Linked DNA regions of Mus musculus: regions 1, 2, 4, 5, 6 and 7 are each linked to region 3. The links are chromatin loops, found by intact Hi-C in ENCODE. Cell type or tissue: heart. All regions are shown on one strand.

The links. Hi-C counts contacts between places; a loop is a spot of excess contacts. Peaks named below come from ENCODE experiments on the same cell type or tissue, not always from the same donor. Only the 100,000 strongest peaks of a DNase experiment are listed, where the experiment ranks them.
Region 1: it touches region 3 in a loop (2.5-fold over the local background); 3 of 42 quality-filtered maps call a loop at or near these places.
Region 2: it touches region 3 in a loop (11-fold over the local background); 5 of 42 quality-filtered maps call a loop at or near these places.
Region 4: it touches region 3 in a loop (2.5-fold over the local background); 15 of 42 quality-filtered maps call a loop at or near these places.
Region 5: it touches region 3 in a loop (2.5-fold over the local background); 5 of 42 quality-filtered maps call a loop at or near these places.
Region 6: it touches region 3 in a loop (2.5-fold over the local background); 4 of 42 quality-filtered maps call a loop at or near these places.
Region 7: it touches region 3 in a loop (6-fold over the local background); 4 of 42 quality-filtered maps call a loop at or near these places.

The regions. Positions count from the first base shown.
Region 1 is chr5:131,180,386-131,184,385 of GRCm38, reverse strand. The region is part of intron 1 of Galnt17 (polypeptide N-acetylgalactosaminyltransferase 17); the gene reads left to right. Among named protein-coding and RNA genes, the nearest start is that of Gm40338, 98 kb to the right of the region's middle. In heart, no CTCF peak of the experiment used is centred here; no DNase peak of the experiment used is centred here; H3K27ac peaks cover 617 bases.
Region 2 is chr5:131,152,598-131,156,597 of GRCm38, reverse strand. All of the region lies in intron 1 of Galnt17 (polypeptide N-acetylgalactosaminyltransferase 17), which reads left to right. Among named protein-coding and RNA genes, the nearest start is that of Gm40338, 70 kb to the right of the region's middle. In heart, a CTCF peak has its summit at 83 (motif pointing left); no DNase peak of the experiment used is centred here.
Region 3 is chr5:131,305,750-131,309,749 of GRCm38, reverse strand. It overlaps Galnt17 (polypeptide N-acetylgalactosaminyltransferase 17), which reads left to right and starts at 2,228. Exons shown (of 11, transcript NM_145218.3): 1 at 2,228-3,387. The coding sequence starts at 3,150. In heart, a CTCF peak has its summit at 1,881 (motif pointing right); a DNase peak (open chromatin) is centred at 1,829; H3K4me3 peaks cover 2,259 bases; H3K27ac peaks cover 1,358 bases; H3K27me3 peaks cover 1,954 bases.
Region 4 is chr5:131,426,110-131,430,109 of GRCm38, reverse strand. No RefSeq gene overlaps it. Among named protein-coding and RNA genes, the nearest start is that of Gm29681, 13 kb to the right of the region's middle. In heart, a CTCF peak has its summit at 1,879 (motif pointing right); no DNase peak of the experiment used is centred here; H3K27me3 peaks cover 376 bases.
Region 5 is chr5:130,860,242-130,864,241 of GRCm38, reverse strand. No RefSeq gene overlaps it. Among named protein-coding and RNA genes, the nearest start is that of Gm40337, 7.0 kb to the right of the region's middle. In heart, a CTCF peak has its summit at 1,775 (motif pointing left); no DNase peak of the experiment used is centred here.
Region 6 is chr5:131,229,032-131,233,031 of GRCm38, reverse strand. The region is part of intron 1 of Galnt17 (polypeptide N-acetylgalactosaminyltransferase 17); the gene reads left to right. Among named protein-coding and RNA genes, the nearest start is that of Galnt17, 76 kb to the left of the region's middle. In heart, no CTCF peak of the experiment used is centred here; a DNase peak (open chromatin) is centred at 1,781; H3K27ac peaks cover 2,119 bases.
Region 7 is chr5:131,248,877-131,252,876 of GRCm38, reverse strand. The region is part of intron 1 of Galnt17 (polypeptide N-acetylgalactosaminyltransferase 17); the gene reads left to right. Among named protein-coding and RNA genes, the nearest start is that of Galnt17, 57 kb to the left of the region's middle. In heart, no CTCF peak of the experiment used is centred here; a DNase peak (open chromatin) is centred at 1,966; H3K27ac peaks cover 918 bases.

The DNA.
Region 1 (4,000 bases), 130 kb after region 3:
TGGTGTCTCAAGTAGTGAAGAGGTGTCCATACTTAAAGTAGGATGTTCAGGAGACACAACAGCTTATTAAGTCAACCAATAGCCTGAAAGTCTTTCCTCCCTCTCTCTCTCTCTCTCTCTCTCTCTCTCTCTCTCTCTCTCTCTTCTCTCTCTCTCTCTCAATGGGAAGTTCTGGGAACTTATGAATGCTAGAAATGTCCTCTACCACTAAGTCATACCCCACCCCATTCCTGGGGGATTCTAGGCAGGTGCTCTACCACTGAGCCACGCCCCCAGCCCCTCACTGGGGGATTCTAGGCAGGTACTTTATGACTAAGCTATACCCCAGTGCCTCCCTGGGGGATTCTAAACAGACATTTTATAATTAAGCTGTATCCTTAGTATCCTTGTGGTAAAGTAAACCAGTGAGACGAAGGATCTCACTAAGTTGCCCAGGCTGGCCTTAAACTCACTGTATGACTCAAGATACCCCTCCCCCCAACTTCCTGAGTTGCTGCAACCATAGATCTGCACTTTCAGACCCAGCTGTTTTGTCACTTAAAAAAAAATCCCTGGATTTGTAAAACAAAAGAAAATAACAACAACAACAACAAAAACCACCTACAACTCTAAGCAGGGGAATATCAAGACTTATCTACATTAAGAAATTAATTATGGTAAAAGACCTTACCATCTTCACTGTTTCTGAGGGTGTAGGTTGTGAGGGTTGACAGTGTTTACTAGCATGGAGACATCCCCAGAACATTTTCTGTCTTATAAAATGAAGCTCTGCGAAGTCACAACACCCTATCCTTTCCCTTCCTTTTAGGGTCTTTTGTTTCTATGCTTTGAGAAGGAGTCTCACATAGCCCAGGCTGCCCTGAAACTTACTTGGTAGACAAGGATGACCTTGAACTCCTGATCTTGCTAGTGTATGAGGTGCTGGGGACAGAATTCAGGGCTTCTCAGTTGCCTTGGACAACCACTGGACTAGAACAAGCACTCTTCTTTCTGTCTCAGCAAATGTGACTCCTTTTAGTACTTCCAATAAATGACATCCAGAATTTGTTCTCATGTGACTGGTTTCTTTCTTCCTCCCACTTGGAATAATGTCCTTGAGGTCCATCCATGTTTTAATATGCGTTGAGATTCCCTTCCTTTGTTCAGGCTGAATAAAATTGCATGGTATGGATGTGCCACATCTTGTTTATCCCTTAGTCCATCACCCTGACTTCTGGGCTATTGTAAACAGTTCTGCTGTGAGCATGACTATGTAGATACATGTTCAAGTCTGTGCTGCAGATTCTACTGGGCATAAACCAAGGTTGTACTTGCTGGGTCATAGAGTATTTTTTTTTAATTTTGTTTGGAATACAATTCAATTTTCTCAGCATCTCTACTATTTTATATTCCCCTTATCAGTGTACAGTGCATTCACACTGCAGTTATTTATTCTTGTGTTGGGTATATGGGTGTGTGGGTGTGTGAAAGGCAGAGGACAACCTTGAGTGTTATTCTGCCTTATTTTTGAGACAGGCTCTCACACTGATCCTAGAGCTTGCCAACTGGCTAGACACGGTGGGCACAGTCCCAGGGATCTACCTGTCTCAGCCTCCTCAGCCCTGTGATTACAGGAAGGTTCTTGACTTTTCAAGGCAGGTTTTGTGAATATAAAGCAAAGTTACCCTGATTGAGCCATCTCCTCAGCCCTGGTTTTTGTTTGTGTTTTGTGTTCCTCTTTGTTTGAGGCAAGGTCCCCTGTTGTTCCCCACTGTGCACTCAAGAGAGTAACTGGCCCATAAGCTTCTAGAGATTTCTCCTGTTTCTGCCTCCTATCTCACCACAGGGATTACAGGACTTTAGGATTACAGATCTATTCACCACCAACTCTAGCTTTATGTGAGTTCTGGGTATCTGAACTGAGATCTGGTCCTTAGTGCTGGGATGGCAAGGGTTTTTCTCGCTAAGTCATTCCCCAAATCCTCCATAGGAACTACTTTAAAAGTGTCTTGTAAAAGAAACCTTTAATAAAAATAGAACCAGAAAATGAACAGTAAAATCCAAAGTCCAGGGACTAGAAATATGGCTTAGCAGTTAAGAACCCTTGTCACTCTTGCAAAAGATCCAAATATGGTTCCCAGAACCCACATTAGGTGGCACACAACTGCCCATAACTGCAGCTGCCCTTTCCTGCCCTCCTTGGGTACTGCACTCACATGCACATACCCTCACTCAGAAAAACAACACATAGTTAAATAATAGATTTTTTTTCTTTAATCTGTTGCTCAGAATAGAACAATGCTTAGACTTCTTTTGTGTACTTCTGAGACTTTACAAAGGTTTGTTCATTGGGAGGCTTGGTTTATTATTTCCAGTTATTGGAAAGAGTCCACACCAAACAGGGTATAGTGAGTCATTCAGGAGGCTGAAGCAGGAGGGTCCTGACTTCAAAGGCATCCTGTGAAACTTAGTTACAGTCTTAAAATAAAAATTGGGAACACAACTCTGAAGTAGAAAGTTTGCCTGGGATATGCAAAGCTCTGGGTTCAAACAGGAAGGGGAAAGAGGGAGGGTAAAGAAGGAGGGGGAGGGAGAAGGGGAAGGAGAGGGGGAGGGAGGGGGAAGGAGAAGGGAAAAGAGAGGGGGAAGGAGGGAGGGTGAAAGGAGAGGGGGAGAGGAAGAGGGAGGGAGGCAAGCAGGTAGGCAAGCAATATACTCTCCTTTGGGGAGTAAAAGGAAAGGCCCAGCAGTGAGTAGGTGGGAAGTGTTGTATGAGCCTGCTCCAGGAATAATGTGGGTTGGATTCTATCCAATCCAAGAAAAAGTGAATGTTTCAGGTCTGAGGGAAGTTTGTGCATGAGGACAAGTGTCTGGAAGGCCCAGTGACCAGGTGGCAAGTCAGCAAAGAGAATGTCAGTCACAAGACCTGCCTTTCAGGAATGAATCTATTCTTGTCCTGGTGACTCACAGTCCTCAAGCTTTCAAGGATATTTACAAAGAAAGAAGGCAGCCAGGAATGGCAGTTTGGATATGGGAGCCATCTGCCTTGCAGGGTCTGTGGTCTCACCTGGTTTTCGGAGGCTCATCCCCACACCCAGAGCAGCTGGCTGCTTCCATTTGTATTCCCCAGAGTTGCCTTTTATAGAAGGCATGCCTGAGAAGAGATGAGGAGAGAAGGGAAGAAAGAGGAGAGGGAGAGGAGGGAAGAAGGAAGGCAGAAGACAGGAGGGGAAAGGCGAAAAGAAGAGGAGGAAGGGGGAAAAAGAGAAGGAGAGGAGGAGACAGAGGAGACAGGAGAGGAGAAGGGAGAGGGAGGGAGGAAAGGGGGAAAGAGAAGACTCATTTTTTGATTTCCATATGGGACCCCTGCCAGCTATATGGTACCCACATATATTCGGTGAAGTTCCTCCCACCTCAGGTCACTGACCCACACTTCTGTCATCTCTGAGAGCTCCCTCATAGACATATCCAGCAGTTATGACTCATCAGTGCCTCAGGCATCTCTCAATCCAGCCAAGTAGATATTTCAAATATTCATCCAATCTCTAAGTATAGAATATTATAATGATAATAATTATATCAAGGAACTTGTGATAAAGGGCAAAAGGAGACTGAGCATGAACTTGGGGCTCTTGTCACTATATATAAATTGTATGTGCTGTAAAGTTTGGTACACTTGCCAAAAAAATGTAGACAATTGTGACTTTCCTCCTCTTCCTCCTCCTCCTCCTCTTCCCCCCCCCCTCCTCCTCCTCCTCCTCCTCCTCCTCCTCCTCCTCCTCCTCCTCCTCCTCCTCCTCCTCCTCCTCCTCCTCCTCCTCTTCTTCTTCTTCTTCTTCTTCTTCTTCTTCTTCTTCTTCTTCTTCTTCTTCTTCTTGAAATGGAGAAAGGACCTGTGTTGGCACAAAACTCTCCTAGACCAAGTTCTTAGCACAGAGGACATTTATTTGTCCCAGAGGGACAACGGGCAGGGAGTAAAAGGCAGGAGATAGAGGATGAAGGAAAAAAGGAAAGAGGCCAG
Region 2 (4,000 bases), 150 kb after region 3:
TAGGTCCTGACTTTGGGTTCCAGTACTCAAGTTGGGTGGCTCACAACCATCTGTAACTCCAGTTCCAAGTATCTGATGCCCTCTACTGGTCTTTAGAGGCACCTGAACTTTTATGTACATACCCACACAGGTACCGGTACTTAAAACTTAAAGGGATGCTGGAGAGAGAGCTCCAGTAGTAAAGACACTTGCCACCAACCTGAATAAGTGCGTTAATCCCCAGGATCCATATGGTGGAATGACAGAAACATTGTCACAAGTTGTCTTTATGATCTCTACACCTATACACACAAACAATTCTCTCTCTCTCTCTCTCTCTCTCTCTCTCTCTCTCTCTCTCTCACACACACACACACACACACACACACACACACACACACACACACAAGAAATCGAGGTTGGAGTTTAGCCCAGTGCAAGTGTGATTGTCCAGATGACATGTGCAGAGCTCTATGTTCAAATCCTGTCACCCATCCCACAGCGACTCAATTGTCTAGTATAGTATTTTAGTTTCCTGCTGTTCCATCTTCCAATTAGAAAACGCACCTTCATTGCCAGTTTATGTAGGTTGTATTTTATTCTTTTTAGTAGAATCTCTTATTAGTCTTATTGGTTATCGCTGGAGCTGATGCAATATTGTTGCTGTTATAAATAAATTCCCTTCAGTATTATATATTCTGGCTGGTTATTGTGGGAATAAAAAGCTCTTGTTAATACAAGATTGTTGCTTTCTCCCTGAGAGGCAGCCTTGATTCCCACCTCTACTCTTTATCACCCCGGGGATGCTTCCTTCCCCCACAGGGCCATCTTTCCAGCCTCTGATGCCCTTTCTCTCACACTCAGCTGGCCTTTTTCAAGCTTGATTTCTATGTGACATTCATTAGTGTCCATTCTCTTCTTTATGGATACAGATTCACTATTATATTCACTCTTCTTTTATGTGACTTTTCCAGGGCTAGTGTGGGTGTGCATGTGCATATATGTGCATGTGCATACACATGCATATATGCACGCATGCTTGTGTATGCTTGCTACTGTGTATACATGTGTGCAAACATGTACATGTCAACATCAGATATTTTTATGGAAACAAGGACTCATTAACTTGGAACTGGCAAAAAAGGCCAGGCTGACTGACTGGCTAGTAAGCCCCAGGAATGTATCTCCTCAGTGCTGGGGTTATAAGTGTGCTCCATCATGTCTGGCCTTTTAAATAAGGGTTCTAGGGAGCAAACTCGGGTCCTTGTATTATTAATGTTTTTTTTTCCAAAGATCAAGGGGCTCTTTTGGAAAAGATCTCTCTCTCTCTCTCTCTCTCTCTCTCTCTCTCTCTGTGTGTGTGTGTGTGTGTGTGTGTGTGTGTGTGTGTGTGTGTGCATGCATGTCTGTGCGTGTGCATATGCATGTTGGTTAATCCTGATGGTCAACTTATGTGACAAATCTCTGGGCATGTCTGTGGTGAGTTTATAGAGTGGGTTAATTGAGGACCCACCCTAAATGTGAGCAGAGCCATCCTACTGGCTGGAGTCCAGACAGAATAACATGGGGAGAGCAAGCTGAGTATCAGCATACATCACCCTGTGGATGCTGTGTAACGAGCTCGCTCACAGTCCAGCCACCATACCTTCACCGCGTGTCAGGGCATGCGTATAAATCAGAATAAACCTTTCCTTCCTTGAGTCTCTTGAATCAGGTATTTTGTCACAGCCGTGAGAAAAATACATAATTCCCTGGGGTCATCTCCAAAGTTTCCAGTGGCGCTGTTCTGTGGTAGAGACTAACTTGGTCTTCGTCCATGGACTTGAACTCTTATTTGTCTTTGCCAGCATTTTGAGGAGCCTGCTAAGCAAGCACATTAAAATCCAGAGGAAATTTGTGCTGCCTTGTTGCGCCTCTCTGGCAGATGAAATTGGGGGAAAAATGGAAACACATGGACCACGAAATATATAATTCATAGTTGTCACATTGTACTGGGAGGGGTGGCATTTTTGTGAGGCTGCTAAGTGGGAGTCTTTCGTACTGGGAAGAAATCATACCACATGAACAGGAAAAAAAAAAAAAAAACAAACCAAGGAGAAAAAGCAAAACAAAACAACAACATTGCATTAGGAACCAAATTCCCAGTATGTCCTTGATAGAGTGCACATACATTCTTAGTCTTTGTTATTTCGCATGTGTGTGTGTTCATGTACATGTATGTGTATTTGCATGTGAAGACCAGAGGTTAACACTGACCATCATTCCTCAAGTACTATCTACTTTGATTTTTGAGACAGGGTCTCTTACTGGGGCCTGAAGTGCATCAATTTTACTACACTGTTAGTCAGTGAGTCCCGCCCCCAACCCTACACTGGGGGATTCTAGGCAGGAGCTCTACCACTAAGCCCCACCTCCAGCCCCTCCCTGGGGGATTCTAGGCAGGGGCTCTACCACTGAGCCATGCCACACAATCCCTCATTGAAAGACAAATTTCCTACAAATGAGCCAGATATTATCCAGCCCATCCCTTTTACTAAAGTAATAATAATAATAATAATAATAATAATAATAATAATAATGATAGTAATAAATACATCCTTTCTAGGAACACTTCCTAAGGGAATCCTAATTTTTACAGAGATATCTGTTTCCATTTTATTTCTCTGGGGAGCCTGGCATCTCCTGTTCTGTATGTTGGCCTTAAATGTTACATTAAGTTAATGATGAACCCATCTACCCTGTCTCAGCAGACTGTCTTCATATTCTCCCTTTGACTCATCTCAGGTGTTTGCCTTTCTTACAAGCTTGGCTTGCCTTTTATGCAACTTAAGTTTATGGAGTGTTTCTGCCATTGTCTCACGGCAACGTTTTTATGTGTACCCTCTTGTTTGTCTCTTTAGAAACAGAATGGCTCATGACGAGAGGTTATGTGTTTATGGTTTAGTGAGGGTATTTTATAGATCCCACAGTATTCACCTACTTAAAGCATCCTGTGATCCCAGCTCTCAGGAGACCACGTGGCCCTGATGTACCCATAGAGTCTTACTTCATGTGTGTGTGTGTGTGTATACATATATATGATATACATGTATATCATATATCATCTATCACCTGACTATCTATCTATCTATCTATCTATCCACCATATATCTATGTGTCCAGCATCTAGATAGCTATTATCTATCTATCTTCTACCTACCTATCAACCTATTATCTATTGTATGTCATCTATTATCTATCTTAAACATACCTATTTAATTATCATCTATCCATCTCCCATCTATCATGTATCTATTGTGTGTGTGTATGTGTGTGTGTGTGTATGTGTGTATATGTGTCTATCACCTAAACAGATATCATCTATCTTTCTTTCTTTCTATCTATCTATCTATCTATCTATCTATTCTGTGTGGAATCTGTACCACCACTCATGGCCACCTTATTCTTTTTATTGCCAAGTACATCACTGTTTGCCAACATTACATTTTGGTTACATTTGGGTGATACGCATGAACCAGCTGCAAGCACTTGGCTTGAGTTTTGCGTGAATATACATTTCTATTGTGCTTCGATGCATTGCCAGGAGTTGAGCTCCTTGGTCTTATTGTCACTGTGTTTGGCATGTTGAAGAACTGCTAAATTCTTTCTCCATTTTTCATTCCTCTAGCAATGCTCTATCACTAGCAATTTTAATTAATTTAATTAATTAATTTTTCTGAACCTGCTTTGAAGTCACACTCTCCTGCCTCAGCTTCCTCAGTGATGGTATTACATGCACACAGCCTTGCCTTGGCACCAGATGTTTTGAAAAGCTTGTATTTGACTTGAGAGGCCGTTTGCATTTGGCAACACTGATGTTATTGTGGTATTTTTCTTTCCACATTGAAGAGGACTGTGAGACTGGAGAAAAAGATGTGGGCAAGAAGTGAACATCTTTGTTGATAGGTCTCTCTGCTAGATGGGAACTACCAGCAGAGAGTCCATGTGATTAACACACTAAACGAGAACAACTTGCAGGTTG
Region 3 (4,000 bases):
CAAGCCATATTTTTGTACTCAGTTCGCTGTAGATTATAAAAAATTCAATCCCTAAGGATCCTGAGTAGGCTCCAAAGAAATAAAAAAATAAAAGAGCAGGCCAATGAGATGGCTCAAGGAAGTAAAGGGGCTTGCTGCCAAGCCTGACTTCTTGAGTTCAATCCCTGAGACTCACATAGTGGCTGGAGAGAACTGACTCCTGCAAATTGTCTTCTGACCTCTACACATGGGCTGTGGCACAAATACACACGTCTCTACACATACACAACTAAGTTTTGTGTTTGTTTTTAAAGGAAGAAAGTAGGACTAGAGAAACATCTTACTTACTGTTCCATCATGAGAAGTTGTAGTGGGAATTTTGGTTTCTTTAAAAACACAGAAACATAAGAATGTTTTCATTTTAATCCCAGGTGTGGGATATGAGGCTGCCTCAGATTGTCCATAGCAGTTGACTGTGATTTGTCTCGTGTTCTAGCAGGGGCGTGGTTTTGACAGCTGCAGGTAGTTTTTGTGACTGTATGATGTTTGGAATTCTGGGGACTTTTCCTGTGTCACTCAGACCTCTGAGTAGCAGACTTGACACCCACACCACCAAGCCTGGCTCTCCATGTCCTTTTTTTTTTTTTTTTTTTTTAGTGAAAAACTGTAAAGGTGCTTGCTGTTAATTGTGTAAAACACCAAGGACAACAAAGGAAAACGAACTCCCTCCCCCCCCCCCAAGCCCCCAAACAACAATACCTTTATTGAAATGAGGGCCAGGCTTGGTGGCTAGGACTGCAATCCTAGTATTTGGGAGGTGAAGTTAAGAGATCAGGAATCATCAGTTAGGGGCTAACTAGCCTAGGCTAACTGAGATGGCATAAACAAAGGAACACTAAAATCTCCATCAAGGTCCAAACAAACAAAAGCAAACAAGAAAACACTTCGTTCCCTTTTAAAAGAAACCCAACCAATCTAACCTGGAACTTACTTTATAGACAAGGATGCTTGTGAGTCTCTGATCTTCCTGCCTCTACCTTCCAAGTGCTGGGATTATAGGCTTGCCACCAGCAAGCCTGGCTGTGAAGAGCTGGAGGTGGGGGGTGGGGTGGGAATATCCAGTTGAGGTCTAGGCAAGCACTCAACTTCAGCTCAACAGCTTAACTACATCCCATCTCCAAACCCCCAAACCCGAACATGCCCCCTGAACCGCCCCCCTTCCATGCTCCAACCAAAAGCTTAAATCTAAGTCAACCAAACAAAACTAACCAATGAACAACAGCAACAAACTTTAATCGGATGGGAAGAATGAAGTGGGAGTCCCTGAATTCACTCAGCTGATTCTTATCTGCTGGCAGTCTGGTTTCTTTCTCTGGCCTAAGCAATTAAAAAAAAAAAAAAATTAGAGGGCAGGTTTGGATTCCAGTCTTTGGAACTCCTGGGTCTCAGGAAAAGAAGTAGGTTGTGGAGACCCATCAGGGCCATAAATCCAAGTGCATGGCACCAAAATAAGAGTTTACAGAGTAGGGGCAAGCACAGAAGCACCAACTAAGATGGTCAGAACTCTCCCAGGGCTCAAGCAAGAAGGACACAGGGCCTTGCTCTGAAAGTAGCGGAATCCGAGTCTCCAGGCCAGATTTTCCCTCTAGCCATTCCGGGCCAAGCTAAGCAGAGCAGCTAAGCCAAGAGAAAGGGATGTCTTCCTCGTCTGCCGGGATGGAACAAACCCGGCTGCTTAGAGAGCGCTGAGAACCCCAAGGGTCCCTCACAGCCCTTAGCAGCCAACAGGACATGACTGCTCTTGGTCCGGCGCGCTCCCCGCTCTCTCCAGACACCCCCACCCTTTCCGGGTGCGCGCGCAAGAGTGGGCCAGCTTCCCCTAGCTGTGCGCTCCGCAGCCTGCGGGTGGCAGCGGCGTTGGCGACTGGCTCTCAGGGAAGAGGGTGACCAAGGGACCGCGAAGGAGGAGTCGGCGCCGCAGCCGCTCCCCTCGGGACCGCGCCCCGCCTTCCGTCGCCACCTGAGCATCCCCTCTTGGCTCCCAGCTGCTCCAATCTATCCCACCATTCCCTCTAGGGGACCGTGTGTACTCTTAGTGCCGCAGCCGCGGTGTCATTGCATCCGGTGATCGGGACACTCGGATCTTGGTTCCCTTGGGGGCTTGGGACGAGCTGCACGGGCCGTGGTGACAGGCTGCGGGGGCGCCAGCGCGCATCCCTCCCCCGCGACATTTAGAAAGGCGTGTAGACAACTGGTGTGACTTTGGAGGTCCGACTCCTCCTTCCGGCCAGCCTCGCAACGCGCCACCTCCCGAGACAAGCCAGTGTGTCCGGCAGGCCCCGGAGGCTCGTGTAGGGACTTGGAACGTGTCCGGGAACCCGTGGCGCTGTGCGCACTGGTGAGTTTTGCGGGCGGGGTGGGGGCGGAGAGGACGTCGCGCTGGGTCCCTGCTCCCGCCCCTTTCCTGCTGTCCCCCCCTCCACTTTGAGAGAGTCATTGAGATTTGAGCGTGACTGCGGAGCCTGGAGGATGCAGGCACGGGGCGCGGGGTTTTCCTCTTCTCAGAGTGATGGAGAGAGCCGGTGAGCTGAACAAAGACACCCGCCCTGAGGAGCGGGTCCTTTGCTGAAGAACTCTATTTTCGCCCTGCGACGGCCGCCTGCGGGCGAGAGTGTCGGCCGCGCAACTCCAGGAGTGGCGCGCTCTTCCGCCGGCGGGCGCAGAGCTGGAGCCCGGCACCTGCGCGCCACTCCCGCCACATCCCCAGAGCATTCCGACTACCAAAGGATTGTTCCTGAAGGTCTACGTCTGCGGAGGAGGTCCAAAGTCTAAAGGCAACCTGTTTGCTGTTCTACAGGGAGAGACCCTGGGACCTTTATCTTTTGCTGTCTTGTAGAAGGGACTGCGTGCTGTGGACGGAGCAGGCATTTCAGAGACACTTTTGCAAGCCAGGGGCTTCCATGTGAGAGATCAGCCGCGTCCTTCCAGTGGTTACTGGCGCCAGAGAATCGGCGTTTTGTGGTCAACAGCAGCTGGGACCCCCAGCCCTTTGCCCCCTCCCTCGGCCATTGTTCGGTGTGTGGGGTCTACTCCGTCTCAGGCTGCCCTGCGCCTCGCAGGTGAGGCTGGTAGAGGCGTGGGTCCAGGGAAAGGACCGGCCGTGTTGTTTGATGGCTTCACTGAGGAGAGTCAAAGTGTTGTTGGTGTTGAACTTGATCGCGGTGGCCGGCTTCGTGATCTTTTTGGCTAAGTGTCGGCCTATCGCGGTGCGCAGCGGAGACGCCTTCCACGAGATCCGGCCTCGCGCAGAGGTGGCCAACCTCAGCGCGCACAGCGCCAGCCCCATCCAGGATGCGGTCCTGAAGCGCTTGTCGCTGCTGGAGGACATCGTCTACAGGCAGCTTAATGGTAAGGACGTGCCCTGCCGCCTGTGGGTCGTGGTGCAAGCAGGGCACAGGGTGATCTCCCTGGCTCTCTGTATCCTAAGCTGACATCTGAACCAGCCCGATCTCTCTCTTCCATCCCTGCCCTGTGCCTGGGACTATTGTAGAAACCACCACCGGATTCTTTTTCATGATATACTGCAGCTGGAAGTTTGGTCTTCCTCTAGAAACCTGCCACTACAGTCGACTCTTGGTCTCTGCTCGTGACTCCAGCTTAGAACATACTGCAGACTGGGAACCTCTAGAAAGGAAATAGCTGTCAGTTCATGGTGTTTGATGGAGGAGCTGGTAGGGAAGTGGGTGTCATGGCTTGCAAAGTGAGGGCTCGAGTAAATACATTATTCCTTTAGGTTGATTGCATCACTAAGAATGCAGACTCTTTCCTCCCCACTGCCTGGGTGCAAGGTGGTCTATTAACAACCAGTCTACTCCCGAACCTCGTGGCAATCGAGGGTCAAGTTCTTAGTGGGTCTGGGAAGCAGGGGTTTGTTCACAAAGTTAAGCCAAACAAGGAGGCTTGGCATTCAGGTTTGTAGCTTTTTCCAGAACTTGTCTCACCTAAACTATTCTAAATGAGT
Region 4 (4,000 bases), 120 kb before region 3:
TTATTTTGAAGACTCTAGGTTGTTTGCTTTCTCTAAACTGGAGGGGTTGACATAATAGTTTCCTTAAAGGACCCCTTAAAAGGCCCGGAAGGAAGTATGCCTTCACGTACTGCCAGGCTATCTCCTCTGTCATCCACGGAAAGGTCAAAGTGCTTCACCGTTTGCACTGAGAGGCAGGGAGTGAGGCCGCAGCTGCTAGCTAGGGTGGGATACAGCTAGCATCAACCAGGGAGCCATACATGGATCTCACTGAAATATCTGGAGCTCAGAGGGCTCACTTGCAACCTTGCAGACAACTGCTCATCGTAGTATCCCTGTAGATCACTGAGAATCTTCCGTACCCTCCAGGACTGGGCCAAGAAAAACCTTGTGTGGTCCCTAGAGGGCGCTGAGAGCCGTGGCTAAACTGCCTGGTTACATTCTATTTAACACCCCCACCCTCATTCTCCACCCCTGCCCCCACTTCTCACCCCCACCCTTCACCCCACACAGCACCTCTACCCCTCTGCTCCCAGAAACATTTAGCCTCCAGTTTCCAAATTCTGTGCTTTTCCCTTCCCAGAGACTGTCTCAGTCACGAAGAGGATCGCAGCCTCCTCTCCATTCCCCTGAACAGTGGGGGAGGTGCAGGGGTTATTCTGTCTAATCAATTTTAAGAAGCATACACAAGGGATTTGAGAGAGGCATCATGACACGTCTGTGTATGCGCGGAACTACTATAGTGAGTTTTACTAAATTGTACAGCTAATGGAAGTTAACTACAATGTTAAGAGTCAGAGTATTTAGCTATTATTTCCGTGCAGTGCTGGTGATGGAACCCAGAGCCTTGTAGAAGCTCAGGAAGTACTGATCATTTGAAGGACAGCCCCCTAAGCAGGAGCTGAATCCCCTGGGGGATTCTAGGCAGGGGCTCTACCACTGAGCCACGCCCCCAGCCCCTCCCTGGGGGATTCTAGGCAGGAGCTCTACCACTGAGCCACGTCCCTAGCCCTTCACTGGGGATTTCTAGGCAGGGGCTCTACCACTGAGCCACGCATGCAGCCCCTCATTGGGGAATTCTAAATATGTGCTTTATAGCAATATCTTGCTTCCTATTCTCACAAAAGTCTTGCCCAGGGTGAGATAACTTAGTTGAGACAAAGACAGTGCCAGGTCAGGACATAAAACACACAAGCTTTTAGAAGCAACCAGAGCAGAAGGACCAGATATAGAGGCCATGGAGGGAGGCAGACAAAGATGGGTATAATTAGCCAGGGTTCTCTACAAGCACAGAACTGACAGAATAAATATATACACGGGGGATTTATTAGAATAGCTTACAGGTTGTGGTGTAACTGTCTACCAACAGAAAGTCCAAGAATCCAGTAGTTGTTTAGTGCACATGGCTGGATGTCTCAGCTCGTCTTCAGTATATGCCAGAATCCTGAAGAAGTAGGTTCTAATGTCAGTGAAGGAATGGTCTTACCAGTGAGAGCAAGCAGGCAGGGTCAGAGAGCCTTCTTCATCCATGTCCTTTACATACGCTGCCACCAGAAGGTATGACCCCAACTAAAGGTGGATCTTCCTCTCTCAAAACTCCCAGGATAAAAGTGGGTCTTCCTACATCAAATTATGTAATTAAGAAAACTCCCTCACAGGTGTAGTTAATTCCAGATGGAGTCAGGTTGACAACCAAGAATAGCTATCACAGTGTGGGCAGGGCTGTCCTGGAAGACAAGGGAGGAGACAGTTCAAGATGGAGGGAAAGAAGAGAAGAAAGAAAAGGGGGAGGGAGAGAAATTTAGTGATAGAGCAAGGAGTCTGTCCTTTTCAGCTATGAAGCTGAAAAGCTGTTCAGTTTCAATAAGGTTTCAGGAGCGCGCGGAGCAAAGCAGGTCTTTGGACACCAGGGGGCGCGCTAAACCAGCCCATTTGAAAAATCTCCACAGGAAATACGTGGAGAATGTGTTACTTAGTTGCTCTAAGTCCTGGGTGTTTTTGTCCTCCCCCCACCCCCCTCCTTTCCTCCTCCTCCTTTTTTCTTTTGCTAGGGGCTGCTTTGTTTTTTTGTTTTTGTTTGTTTGTTTGTTTGTTTTTTTAGATGAGATCCCCCTGTGTACCCAGGCTGTACTCACTATGTAACTCTCTCTGGCCTCAAACTCCCCGTTCTCTTACCTCTGTGGGCATGGCAGGGTGTTACACACCTGGCCCTGTGCACATCTCCTGTGTTCACAGAGGCTTCTGCACACTGAGCGCAGCTGCGGGGATGGCTCCGCTGCATCATACACAGAGGAAAGCTAATGTTTTAAGACAGTGTGCTATATCACTGTCTTAGTTAGTGTGAGTTGGTTAGTAACTGTGAGTTCGTTGTTAATCTGGGAAAGAAAAAACAAAAATCTAGGTGAATCTAAGAAGAAAGCCTTGCATGAGACTTGCTTTATGCTTGATAGACGTCACCTCCTTACTGTGTCCTCCCTTGGTGGAAGAGAATACAGAGTCTGCAGAAGTCCGGAGTCTGCATTAAAAGGGCACTAATTTCCTGCCTAAGGGCTCCACCCTCATAGCCGCAGTCACCTCTGAAGATACCAACTCCCAATACTATCAAATTGAGGATTAAATGTCCATCCATTGAGAGAGTGAGAGAAAGCGTGAGAGTACGAGAGAGAGAGAGAGAGAGAGAGAGAGAGAGAGAGAGAGAGAGAGATCTGGACTACATTGTTCTTTTTTCCAGCCTGGCCACACTGGATCAATCCCCTTTCTTTGCTTTTTACCATTGCTTGTCTGTTTAATTGGCTTACTGAGGACTGGTGAATAAGCCCGGCTTGTTAGAGGTGCCGAGGGCCCAGGCGCTGTCCCTAACAATGCCAGTATCAACAGGGTCTCACGTCAATCCTTACACCCAAGTTCTCCAAGTGACACCATGCCCAGCTTCTTGCCTTTTATTGTAACTGCATGAACTTATTCAGTGCCATGCTGGGAATAGAGCCCAGAGTCTTAGGCATCCTGTGAGAGGAATCCCCAGCCCCATTACCTATTGGATAAGACATAAGGGTAAACCAGTTTTGACCCCCGCTCCCCCCATCTAAATGACATTTCAACAATCCCTCCAGAACTCTGCAGGCCTTCCAGAATCTCTTCTGTGTTAATTGCAGCCGCTGCTGGCTCCCAGGGCTGTTACACATCGAAGTGCCTTGAAAACCCGCGGTGTCTGAGGTTTCTGGAAGCTGCCGCTCACTTCCAGAATCCTGTCGCTGTTGCATTCCTTCTTAGCAAGCCATATTTTGAACCTTTCAAAACCCAGAACACAGCCTTGAAATGCTTGTGAGAACACAGGTAGGAAATGAAGGAATGCAAGCTAAATGGGGGGGGGGGGGGGGGATCCTTCTGAGCGGAGCCAGAAACGTTTGAGGCAGTGGTGGCTCCTGTGCAATTCTAAGACATTTTAACATGCTGGGGTGAACCTTTTCCCAGCTCTTAAAAGGGAGATTTGGGCTGTAGAAATGATTCGGTTGCTGGAGTGTTTCCTGAACTTGCACAAAGCCCTGGGTTCCATCCATAGCCCAGCATAAACTAGGGTTGGCTTAGCATCCCTGTAACCCCAGCACTCAAGGTGGAAGAGGCCAGGACAAGAGCTCAAGGTCACCCTCAGCTATGTAGTGAGTCTCCATTAATGGAGACCATGTCTCAAAAAAAAAAAAAAAAAAAAAAAAAAAAAAAAAAAAAAAAAAAAAAAAAGAAAAGAAAAGAAAAAGAAAAAAAGCTCTAGGATAATTTGGTTAAATGCCAACTCAGCGTTGCCTAAAAAGAAACTTGCAATGAGGAATTGCATAGCTCAAGTTGGCCTCTGGGCATATCTGTAGGCACGTATATAGGAGATGGTCTTGATGACCTTAATTGATTTGCGAAGACCTGCCCTGAGCGTGATTGGCACTTTCTGGTAGCCAACTAGATAAAAGTATGTGGGAGAAGGAAGGTTCTGGTTTCTGCCTGCTTGGTGTTTACTTTTGCTGGCGAGTTCATC
Region 5 (4,000 bases), 450 kb after region 3:
ACAGTGCAGCCTCCACTCTCAGGCTGGAGGGATGGCTCGGTGAGCATACTTGTCTTTTGTCGACTGGACACAGGCTAGACTCTTGTGGTAAGAGAGAGCCTCAATAAAGAGAATACCTCCATTGTGTTATCTGGTGGGCAAGTCCAGAGTGGGAACTTTCTTGTGGGAGGTCCTAGCACACTTTGGGCTTGCCAGCCCTGGGCAAATAGTCTTGTGTTGTACAAGAAAGCAGGCTGACTGGGCTGGAGCTCTGGATGCTCTGCCAAGGACTCGGGTTCAATCCCCGTCGTCCACATGATAACCCACAACCACCTGTAACTCTAGTTCAAGGGAACTCGTGCTCTCCTCTGGCCTCTGTAGGCACCAGACACTAAAGTGCACAGGCAAACATGTAGTATAACATTCACACACATAAAGTAAGTAAAAGCTCAAAACTTTAAAAGAAATGCTTAAAGAAAGAAAGGCAAGCAGGTTGAGCAAGCCATGGGGAGCAAGCTGGTAAGCATGCTCTGTGTCTGATCCTGCCGTGAATTCCTGCCTCAGTTTCCCCAGATTACGTACTGTGAGCTCTAAGTCAATTAAACCTTCTTCCCAACTTCTTGCCAAGTTGCTTTTGGTCAGTGTTTTATCACAGCAATAGAGAGGCAAGCTAGGACAGTTGTAAGGTTCTCGAGGGCCTGAATTCAATCCCTAAAACAGATAAGAAGAAGCAGGGCATGGTGGTGTGTGAGTTTGTGACCCCAGAGCTGGGGAGGGAGGACAGGAGGGTCCTTAGAGATCACCAGCCAGGCAGCCCAGCCACACTGCCACGAGTTCCAAGTTGACTGAATGACATGTTCATGACACTGCCACCATGTGAAGTCGTAGAGTGGACTTTTATAGTTATCAGACAAAAGACAGCCATAAATCAGTGCAGTTGCTGAATATGTTGGTGAGGACAGGGGTGAGGTGGACAAGAGCAGAGCCATAGGTCTGAGCTGTTATCTGATGACATCTTTAGCTTTGAGGACAGTGGGAGCTGAGGGTCTGTTAAAGGGATGCATTCCAGAGCTTTCATTCAATTACCAGAGATTAGACTGGAATACTGGGGGGTCTTTGAGAATGACAGAGCCAGGTGAGATTGGCTTTGAGAGTTAGGGTCCCCAAAATCTCAATGGCCACCAAAGCCACCCTTAGCCAATGGCTTCCAGGTTCTCGTCTCACAAATCTAAAGCATGAAATTGATGATCCATGGAGGGTGAGCTGTGACCTTATAAGGAAGTCTGTTAAAGATACATAGGTAGGGGCTCAAGATTGTGTGTGTGTGTAAGAGAGAGACAGTGAGGGAAGAGGAGAGGGGTAGGGAAGGGGGAAGAAAGAGACAGAGAGAAAGAGAGAGAATGAATACTAAAATATTCACAGGCAGGCAGATATAACTAATTTTAAGGGGGAAAATGTAAAGACAGACAGACAGACAGACAGACAGACAAGACAAGAAAGCCTTGGCTGCAGAGTGAGTTCAAGACCAGCCTGGGCAACTCCGTGAGACTCTATTTCAAAAGAAAAAGAAAGAACAGGGTACGAGATGGAACTCGATGGTAGAGTGCTTGGTTGTGGGAGGTTTTCAAGTCCATGCCTAACCCTGAAGGGAGGGAAGGAGGGGAGGGACAGACGGAAGGAGAAAGGGCAAGGGAGGAGAGGAAGAGGAAGGAGGCCAGAGAACCATGGTCCAGGAGAAATGTTTGCTGAAAGCTGGGCATGAGGCTGTAAGAGTGGGTCTCTGGAGCCCCCTGCTGGCTCCTGAATTTGATTTCCGTGGCTTCCTTTCCTTTTTTTAACTGCTGAGCCATCCCTCCAGTCCCTGGCTTCAAACTGGACTAGACACAGCTCTTTTCAATTTACTTATTATCTTAGTTGGGGTTTTATTGCTGTGAAGAGACGCCATGACCAAAGCAACTCTTAAAAGGGACATTTAGATGGGGCTGACTTACAGTTTCACAAGTTCAGTCCATTATCATCATGGCACAAGTATGGCAGCATGCAGGCAGAAACTGTGCTGGAGGAGCAGAAAGTTCTACATCTTGATCGAAGGAAGCCAGAAGACTCTCTTCCACATCGGGAGGAGTTTGAGCCTAGGAGGCCTCAACATCCGCCTACACAGTGACGCACTTCCTCCAACAAGACCACACCTCCTAATAGTGCCCCTTCCCGTAGGCCACGCATATTCAAACCACATTTATTCATTCATTTTTTTAGTCTTTGTAAACTGAAGTTCACTGAGGAAGCTGCCTCTGTGTTGAAGATCCTGCAGGCCGACTGACTCATGAGAACTTTGTGACTGTGGAGATTTGAAACATTGCAAGTTAAGAATGAAAACTGTCTTGAGTTGTTGTCAAAGAAAGCCTGATGGTTGTGATGTTTGCTGGAGGGCGTCCTCCTGGATGGAATGAGTTTGGGGAGGGGATGATCTGTGGAGAACAGAACCATGTGGTACCTTGGTCTTGGACTCTGGCTGGGCTGATGTTGGACTTCTGAGCGTTTATGGGAACCTTCCAAGCATAAGTGTGTGTGTGCCTATGTGTGGAGGCGAGAGGTTGATATCGTGTCTCCCTCTATTGCTGTCTATCTTATGGTTTCAACGTGCATGTGTGTTATATATGCACGTGTTGTTTATGCTATATATGTGTATATGTGCATGTGTATGCATGTGTTGTATGTGCATGCATGTGTTGCATGTGCATGCATGTGTGCAGGTGCATGCATAAAGATCCAGTAGGAGATGTTGGCTGTCCTTCTCTGTCACACTCTGACTTCTTTTGTTCTTAAGACAGGATCTCTCACTGTGTGTGATCTTGACTCTCACTAGAGTGAAGCCAGCAGTCAGCAAGCCCCAATGATCTCCTTGTCTCTGCCCCCACAGCACTGGGGCTATGAGTGGCCACATCAGGCTTTCTCTGTAGGTGCTGGGATCTGAACCCGGGGCCTCATGCTTGTACAGCAAGATTTCTAACCCAATGAGCCATATCTGCAGCACCTCCAACTTATTTGAGTTAGTGTCTCTTATTGAATCTGGAGCTAACTGACTAGGCTAAGCTGACCGGCCAGTGTGCCCCAGGGATCCTCTGTCCACTGTACCTTGGTCTTCCAGGGATGAAGTTCCAAATTCAGGCTACTGTATGTGGGTGCTGGGGACAACTCCGGTCCTCATGTTTGCACAGTAGACACTTTAGCAACCCAACCATCTCTCCAGGTATTGTCAAACACTTTTAACCTCCTCCATACCTAGACCCTATGGTAGTCTGTTGAAGTCTATAAAGCATCTCCTTAGAAAAGCATCCCAGACATGTATAATATAAGTACACAAAATACATGTTTCATTTTTAAAAGTCTATAGACACTTTCTCAGGAAAAAAAAAGACATTTTAAATATGCATAAGTTTATGTGTAAACACCTAAGGCCTGGAGAGATGGTTCAGTGGTTAGGAGCAGGTACCCTACTCTTGCAGAAAACCCAAGTTCCATTCCCCACCCCACATCTGGCTGTTCACAATGTCCCGAATCTCCAGCTCCAGAGGGACCCTGTGCCTCTGGCCTCCATGACCACCCAAACTCATACCCCACAGACAGACAGAAACACAATTAAAAATAAAAATAAATCTAGCCAACCGTAGTGGTGCATTCCGCATCAGAGACAGGTGGATGTCTGTGAGTTTGAGGCCAACCTGGTCTACACTGTGAGTTCCAGGGCAGCCAGGACTACATAGAAAGACTTGTCTCAAAATGATGATGATGACGATGATGATAAAATAAATCTAAAAAACCCATACAATATACTTGGAACATCTTTTATCATATAAAGGAAGTCATATGAACTCACACAGGGGGCTGGTTCCACGACTAAGAATACTTGCTACCCTTCCAGAGGACCCAAGTCCAGCACCTACATCTAGCAGCTCACAATTACCTGTAACTCCAGCACTCTCCTGGTGTCCATGGGTACCTGCATCATATGAAACAAACA
Region 6 (4,000 bases), 77 kb after region 3:
GTTTCATTTGCTAAGGACCTGGAGTGACTTGGGTAGAATTATAGCTGGAATAAATGATGTATGAAATGAGAAATCTTTGTCCAGGGCCGGAAGGGGGAGAGAGAGGAAGGGGGAAAAAAAAAGCAGCCTCTCACAGAAGCAATTGTTTGGAATTAGTTTCTCTACAGTCAGAAACTGCAGGAAAAAAAAAAAAAGACAGAGTCATCAGATTTGTTTGTTTGTTTGTTTGCTTGCTTCTACATTTACTGAAAAGTCAGGCTTTTGTCGATTTCCTAGGCTCCCAGTGATGGGAAATGGATCTTGCACCAATTGAAAGCCAACTTGGGTCCAGTCCAGCCCATGACTTTATGTGCTCAGGGGTGAAGACCGGGAAAACATCAGCAAGAGATGTTTTCCAACACTTGACCCCTCCCACCCTTTCAGGGTGACCCTTTCTTTTACTTGCTTCTGAGTAGCCTCATTCTCTGACCTTCTGTATTACTTAAAAAATTGCTATCAGGGAACTGGTGCTATCGGTCTTTTGGTAGGAGTGCTTGCTTGCCTAGCATCCCGAAAGCCCCGAGGTCCATCACAGCACCACATAAAGTAGGCACGGTGGTGCATACCTGTAATCCCAGCATGTAGGATGTGGAGGCAAGAGAACCAGAACTTCAAGGGCATACTCTGCCTCATTGAGGCCAACCTGGGCTATGTAAACCCTGCTGCAAAATTCAAAACCAAACAAAGAAAAATATCTGCTCTCTGGGGAAGTGCCTCAGCAGCACCACACTCAGCTAGCAAGCACAGTGCCCTGGGTTCCATGCCCTGCATTGAGAAATAAAAGCAACACAAATCCAAGAAACAAAATAAGGATAATGGCAGCAAGATGGTTCAGCAGAGGGCTTGCTGACAAGCCTGAAGAGCTGATTTTGAACCCCGGGGCACATACAGTGGAAGAAGGCAGTCATTCTCTCAAGTTTCCTTGTCCTCTGCACATATGTGTATGCTTGTACACACACACACACACACACACACACACACACACACACGACAGGGTAGTCATTTTAAGAGTAGCAATACAGCTCACTGAAAGAGCACTTCTTTAGTGTGTACAACGCCACAAATTCCATCCCAAATGGAATGGAATGAAAATTTGTAGACAAAGGGATTATTGTTGGATGGTATGAAATTGATTTCAGAGGACCAAGTCAGACCAAAGCAAAGAGCTTTGTGTACAAGAGAGAAGGCTGATCTGGGGGCTTGGCACAGTGATAGAACACTTGCTTGGCCTGTCAAGGCCCTGGGTTCCAGTTGCATCATGACAACAATAGGAAGAAAAACCCAAAGTGGGAGCTGGGCTTCCTGAGCGCTGCTAGCCGTGGGTGGCATGTGGATGATTTCCTGCAGTCTCCCTGCTGTATGGGCCCAGGCTCTTTATCAGGACCCTAAACCACACATCCAAGCTAGTCACTATCATTGTTAGTGCTGCAACCAAAAACACCACGACCAAAATGCAAGTTGCGGAGGAAAGGGTTTATTCGGCTTACACTTCCATATCGAGCTGCTTATTGCCAAAGGAAGTCAGAACAGGTTCTCAAACAGGGCAGGAACCTGCTGAAGATCTGTCTTGGAACGTCATGGACTGTGCCTCCGATGTTCAGCAACAAATCCAGGCCAGCCCTCAGCGGGAGCCCCCTGCCCTTGACCTGTTTGGCTATGCTTCTGAGAGGTATTTACAAAACCCTGCTTCAGCCGCGGTAGCTGACGGTTCACGTGGGAGAAAATGGTCAGCTGAAGCCTTAGGAAGAGAGAAAGCCAGACCATGGAAGAGAATGATCCCTGTGAGGTACTATTTTTGTCTCGGTTACATGCTCTCAGAGTGTCCTTGAGAGCGTTGCCTGAGTTCACCATCTCCGATCACCACTGCCCAGGCAGAACCTCTCCAGGTGCTTGCCAGGCTCATAGAGGCTCCCTCGCCTCTGTGACAGTGTAGGGATACACTCCTAGATTCTTTTAGGGATTAGGTGCAGAGGCCAGAAGGTAATGTTGTCAGTCACAAGAGGAATATCAAATTGCGAGCAGATTGTGACCTTCTTATAACTGCTATTTAGAAATAACCTCTTTGATTCTGCTTGTGACCCACATAACTTTTTAGGCTGCCTGGAAAGGGAATAACAGGCATTTATGGATTGCCTACTGTATACCCTAACTTAAGCATATCCATTTACTTAGTCCTCCTCCCCACACTCTGCTCATTTTGAAACAAAAGACCAGTATGTAGTCCAGGCTGGCCTGAGGCGTCAAGTGCTCCTGCCTCACTTTACAGGGTGCTAGGATTACAGGTATGCCCCACCATGCTCGGTTCCTTTTATTTTGCTTATTCTTCCTTTGGTATGGTGTGGCCTGTGCATGTTAGTTTGTGTGCATACATGCATATGCATATTTGTGGAGATCTGGGGTGGATATTAGTTGTTTTCCTCAATTGCAGCAGTTTACCTGATTTTTGAAACCAGCTCTGACCCTGAACCTTGAGCTCATTTCAGCTAGGCCAGCCGGCCAATAAATTTAAAGAACCGGTCCCCGAGACAGAGAGCACCATGGGTATTCATCCCTCCCTGAGACAGAAAGCATTGTGGGTATCCATCCCTCCCTGAGACACAAAACACCATGGGTATCCATCCCTGAGACAGAGAGCATCATGGGTATCTATCCCTGAGACAGAGAGCATCATGGGTATCCATCCCTCCCTGAGACAGAAAGCATCATGGGTATCCATCCCTGAAACAGAGAACATCATGGCTATCCCTACCTAGCAGTGTCTCTACTGTAATCAATGCTGGAGTTACCGACAGGTACCTCCAAGTCCTGCTTTTATGTGGATGGTGGAGATCTGAACTTGGGTCCTTGTGCTTGTGCAGCAAGCCCCTCGTCCACAAAGTCATCCTCCCAGCCCCCAAATACTGTTCTAACTGTGAGGTTGGAGCAACTTCATACGCATCAAGCGAAAACAAATGTAGAAGCTCCTCTTTGTGCGTGAAATCCCGGTGATACTTTGACCTCTCATACCCAGGAGCAGGGGAGCCTGCCCCTCAGGAACATTAGCTTAGCCAAACAGCGCTCAGACATGGTTTCACCCTTTGCCTTAGACTAGGGACTCAGACAAGCTGGGACGCATGAAGAGGCTGTGGAAACAAGTTTAAAAATAACTTTACCGGCTCACACTTTGAAATTTAAGCCATCCACTCAGGAAATGCTGAGTGTAGTTCAAAAATGGACTTAAAAAAAAATCCCAAACGTTATTATTCGTCAAGAACAAAGTGGTAAGCGATAGAGAAATAGGAGGAAGTGGTTGTTTGTAGAGTTTATTAATAAAAATAAGTTGTCATCTTTGTCCTAGATTACATCTGAAGCCCTGGGAGTTGAGACTGACTTCTCTTATGCTGGAGCGCTTTAAAGAGACCCCAAATATACGGAAATGAAAAGATGCCATCCAGTCATGAAAACGTGACATTTTCAATGTTTCCCCTTTGAATCCGCAGTCTGTAAAGCTCGCCTAAGTCTTCTAGGTCCTTCTCAAGCCATCCCTACACTTTCAGGGGATGCTCATGAGGTCAACAGACATCTGCACACTGCCCCTACCACCTTGGCAGAGCCGGGCATTATTATCAACTGTATTTCTTGTGCTTGGTTTTGTTGAGGTAGGGTATCATGTAACCTGTACCAACCTTGAGGTTTCTAGGTAGCCAAGGATGGCCTTTGAATTTCTGATCCTCCTGTCTTCACCTCCCTAGGTGCTGGGATTGCAGGAGTACACCACATGCCTGGTTTATGGGAGGCTAGGGAGTGGACAGTTTTGTGTATGCCAGGCAAGCACTCTCCCCACTAAGCCACATTCCAGAAGTGTCAATTATAGTTAAATCAGGTGTATGCTTAATACCAAATGCATCTTTTGTTTTTCCTTCTGATTTTCCCCAGCCTTGGTTTTCAGTTTATTGTTCTGGAGATGGAACACTATTGCTTC
Region 7 (4,000 bases), 57 kb after region 3:
AAAATATTTGGTGGTTGGCTGGCGACTGTGATTGATCATATCTGGGAGGATCAGGAAGCAGAGATAAGATAGGAATAGGCCATTCCTTGTGATCCACTTCCTCCAGCTGTGGCCCCACCTCTTGAAGTTTATATAACCTTCATACATACAACCATAACAGCCCCACCAGCCTGGAACCAACTGTTCTAAACCCTGAGCCTGCTGGGGGCATTCCACATTCAAACTGTAATTTCAGCAAGCAATATGCATTTGGATTTTAATAATCCGTGATCTTCCTCCCCCCAAACTCCTCATTATTTATCATTTTATATTTTGTTTTATTGGTTATTTTATTTACTTACATTTTAAATGTTGCCCCCCTTTCAAGTTTCCCTTCCGCAAATCACCCACCCCATCCCCTCTCCCGTTTGCCTCTATGAGGGTGCTTCTCCACCCACTCACCCACTCCTGCCTCACCGCTCTATCTTTGACACTCAGTGTAGGGTACCACGTCCCACTCTTTTCACTCCTTCCTACGGTGTTGAATAACTGAGAATGAAGACAAAGAATTCTTCCATGGTCTACTGTGATGTGGAAGACAGCGGCCCTGTTTTGTTTTGTTGTAGGTAGTGTGATAGAAAAGGTATTCACCTGGAAAAGTGAGTGGTAAGAATGAGGTGGCTGCGGTGGGAACGGGGTCAGGGATGGGTGACTGGATTTCATGCCCCTGTCACCTGGACCGCCTGAGCAAAAGCTTCAGGAGGGAAAAGACAGCGCCACCTAGAGAGTTACTAGTGCCTAGAGTTCAGATGAAGAAGGAGTTCTAGATAGAGTGCAGCCCTGGAGGACCTCATTTGCCTATTCATGAGTATGAACTTAAACGTGAAGACACATTGAGCCTCTGAAACGGAGCCAGCATTTGTTTGAAATCGACTGGCTGGCCTTCGCTATGATGGTGCATGCCTAACATCCCAGTACTTGCAGCATTGCCATGAGTTCGAGACTAGCCTGGGCTACATTATGAGACCCTATATCAACTAAACCTTGATGTTAATGGCAAGCATTATGACAACAATGATGGTGATGATGATAGAGACTTTGAAGGAGGATTGCTGGGCATCCCTCTTTTTATCTCTTGTCAAACGCAAATGTTTGGATGGAGCCATTGGTGTGTGCAGGGGCTGAGGGGAACGTGTGTGTGTGTGTGTGTGTGTGTGTGTGTGTGTGTGTGTGTGTGTGTGTGAAATATTAAAGATACGGCCGGCATCTATGGCCCCAGGGGAATGATGAAGAATGAGGGAGGGTTCTATCCATAGATTCCTGTAACTGAAAAACCTCAACCACGCCAATAAATCCCCAAAGAAACTACTGAGGATCAAACCCACTGCCTGATGTATGCCAAACAGTGTTATTCTACTGAGTCACGCCCTCAGCCCTCCCTGGAGGAGTCTAGGTAGGAGCTCTACTACTACTGAGCCACACCCCCAGCCCCTTCCTAGGGGATTCTGGGTAGGAGCTCAGCTTCTGGGCCTGAACTCTTTACTTTTGTTAAAAAATTTAAGACAAGGTCCGTTTAAAGCTGCCGAGGCACCTTTAATAGGCAGATCTTGAATTCACTTGTCATCCTGCCTCAGACCCTGAGTTCTGAGATTATGGGCCTACACAGTAAGGCTTTTCTCCAACACACGCTTATAGTACAGCCTTTGTATCATGTCTGGGTGCATGTATGCACTGCATTTAAAATCATTCCTTTGTATCTTTCTTTCTGATATGATTCAGCGCATTATTTGTACAACATGATGTGGCCTTTCAGGAATGGGATTTTGATTTATGACATTATATTCATATAAAACAAATAACTGATTTATGAGTCCTTAACTTGCTGCTTTTGTTTAATAATTGGCAGGTCAGAGGTTGTCTGGCTTCTTCTGAAGAAGGCCAGGGAGGGAATATTTTTAGCTCTGAGGGCCATCTGGTCTCTGTCACAATGACACAGTTCTGCCATGTCACGTGGAAAACCTCTGTAGGCTATGTAAACAAAGGAGTGTGGCCCCATTCCAATAAAACTTTATTTTTAGACAGCAAAATTTGAATCTCCTATGATTTCCATATGTCACTATATATCCATCAGCTCAGCTCTCTGTTGCTGAAAACTCTAAACTCAACCTCAGATGAGGCATACTGAGGAGAAGAAAAAAACAAAGCAAAATCAAAAACACCCCTGGATATTTCTTATCATTGTTCCCTAAATAATACAATATCACAACTGTTTACATACATTTACATTGTATTAGGTATGCTAAATAATCTGGCGCTAACTCAAAGTACACGGGAGATAGATTATATGCAAATATATTGTCTACTCTATGCAAATTACATATAAATATGACACCCTTTTACATAAGGGGCTTGAGCGACTTCTTGGTATCTTAGGGTGTAGATAGGGGCGGGGTCTGGAGCAGACGTCCCTCCCCAGACCAAGAAAGGATTGTATTATTCTTCCTTAGATGTCAAAGTTAGCAAGCAATACCCTTTTCAGCCTGTGGACCTTGCATAAATAGGAATTAGTCTGAGTTTGAGCTGCAGTTTAGCATCTTCTGGCTTATCTACCCAATGAATTCACTCTTCTCACTGCTGTGACCAAACCCCTGACAAAAGTAACTGAAGAAAGGGTTTATGGTGGATCACAGTTTGAGGGCAGAGTCCATCATGGCGGGGCTGCACGGCGATGGCGGCAGCAAAAATGTGAAGCAGCCAGTCTTACTGTATCCGCAGTTGGAAAGCATTGAGAGATGACTGCGTGAGACTTTCTTCCTCAGTTAATCCTCCCTGAAAACACTCTCGGAGGACATATTCTTAAGTGATTCTAAATCCATTGAAATGGACAGATTAACCTTTACAGACACAATCTAGGGCTGTCTGCATAGCTAAGGTTTACTTAGCAAATTTTTAGTACTATGTGTACTTGTCTGGTGTTGACTTGCATAATTTTCACGAAAGCTCTGAATCATCTATTTGTATGGGAAAACCGTGGCTAGGATGAGACCGCCTTGAGGTCACTTATGGCTTGCATAATAACAGGAAGCAACTGGAACTGAGGTCTGTGTGCCCGAGTTTACTTTTAACTATAAAGCCCTCATTCTTGAATTTGTGGGATCAGTGTGGAAGGCAGTGGGTAAAGTGTGCAGTTGTAGAAAGGTATTCATATTCAGCTAGTAGCTGAGTTCCCTAGATATTCAGAAAGTCTTGCTTGTCATTATTTTTCCCTCCTATTTTATCTTTACATTCCCGTCCTCCCTCCCTCCTTCCCTTCCCTTCCCTTCCCTTCCCTTCCCTTCCCTTCCCTTCCCTTCCCTTCCCTTCCCCTTCCCCTTCCCCTTCCCCTCCCCCTTCCCCTTCTTTCCTTCCTTCCTTCCTTCCTTCCTTCCTTCCTTCCTTCCTTCCTTCTCCCCTCCATTCCTTCTTCTTTATCTTTCCTTCTTTTTCTTTTCTTTCCCCTTTGTTCCTGTTTCTTTCCTTTCTTTATTTCCTTTCCCCTCTTTCTTTTTCTTCTTCTCTTTCTCCCCCTCTCTCTTTCTTACTTTGGTTCTGTCTGTTTCTCTCTCTGTCTGTCTGTCTGTCTGTCTGTCTCTCTCTCAACAGTGTCTCACTTCATAGCTCTAAGTTAGCCTGGAACACCATGTGGCCCATGTTGCTCTCTTTCATTTTGTTTCAGATTCCTGAGTTCTGCAAATACAGATGTGCACCACCACAGCTGGCTTTGTTCTTCACCATACTATGACAGGATGAAAAGATTGTTTTGGGGCTTGAATCTGACTCCACCCTTCCAAAGTTCAATGACCTTCAAATGAAGCCCTTTCGTTCACTCAGTTTTCTCATCTGTGAAAAATACTTGAAAAATCCTTATTAGGGATCCCATGATGGAGTGTCAGTAAGGTATACAGTCCATGGTTGAGATGTATGAATAAGCATCATTGGAAGGAAGAGTGGGGTAATCTGTGACAGTGTTGAACTCATAGTA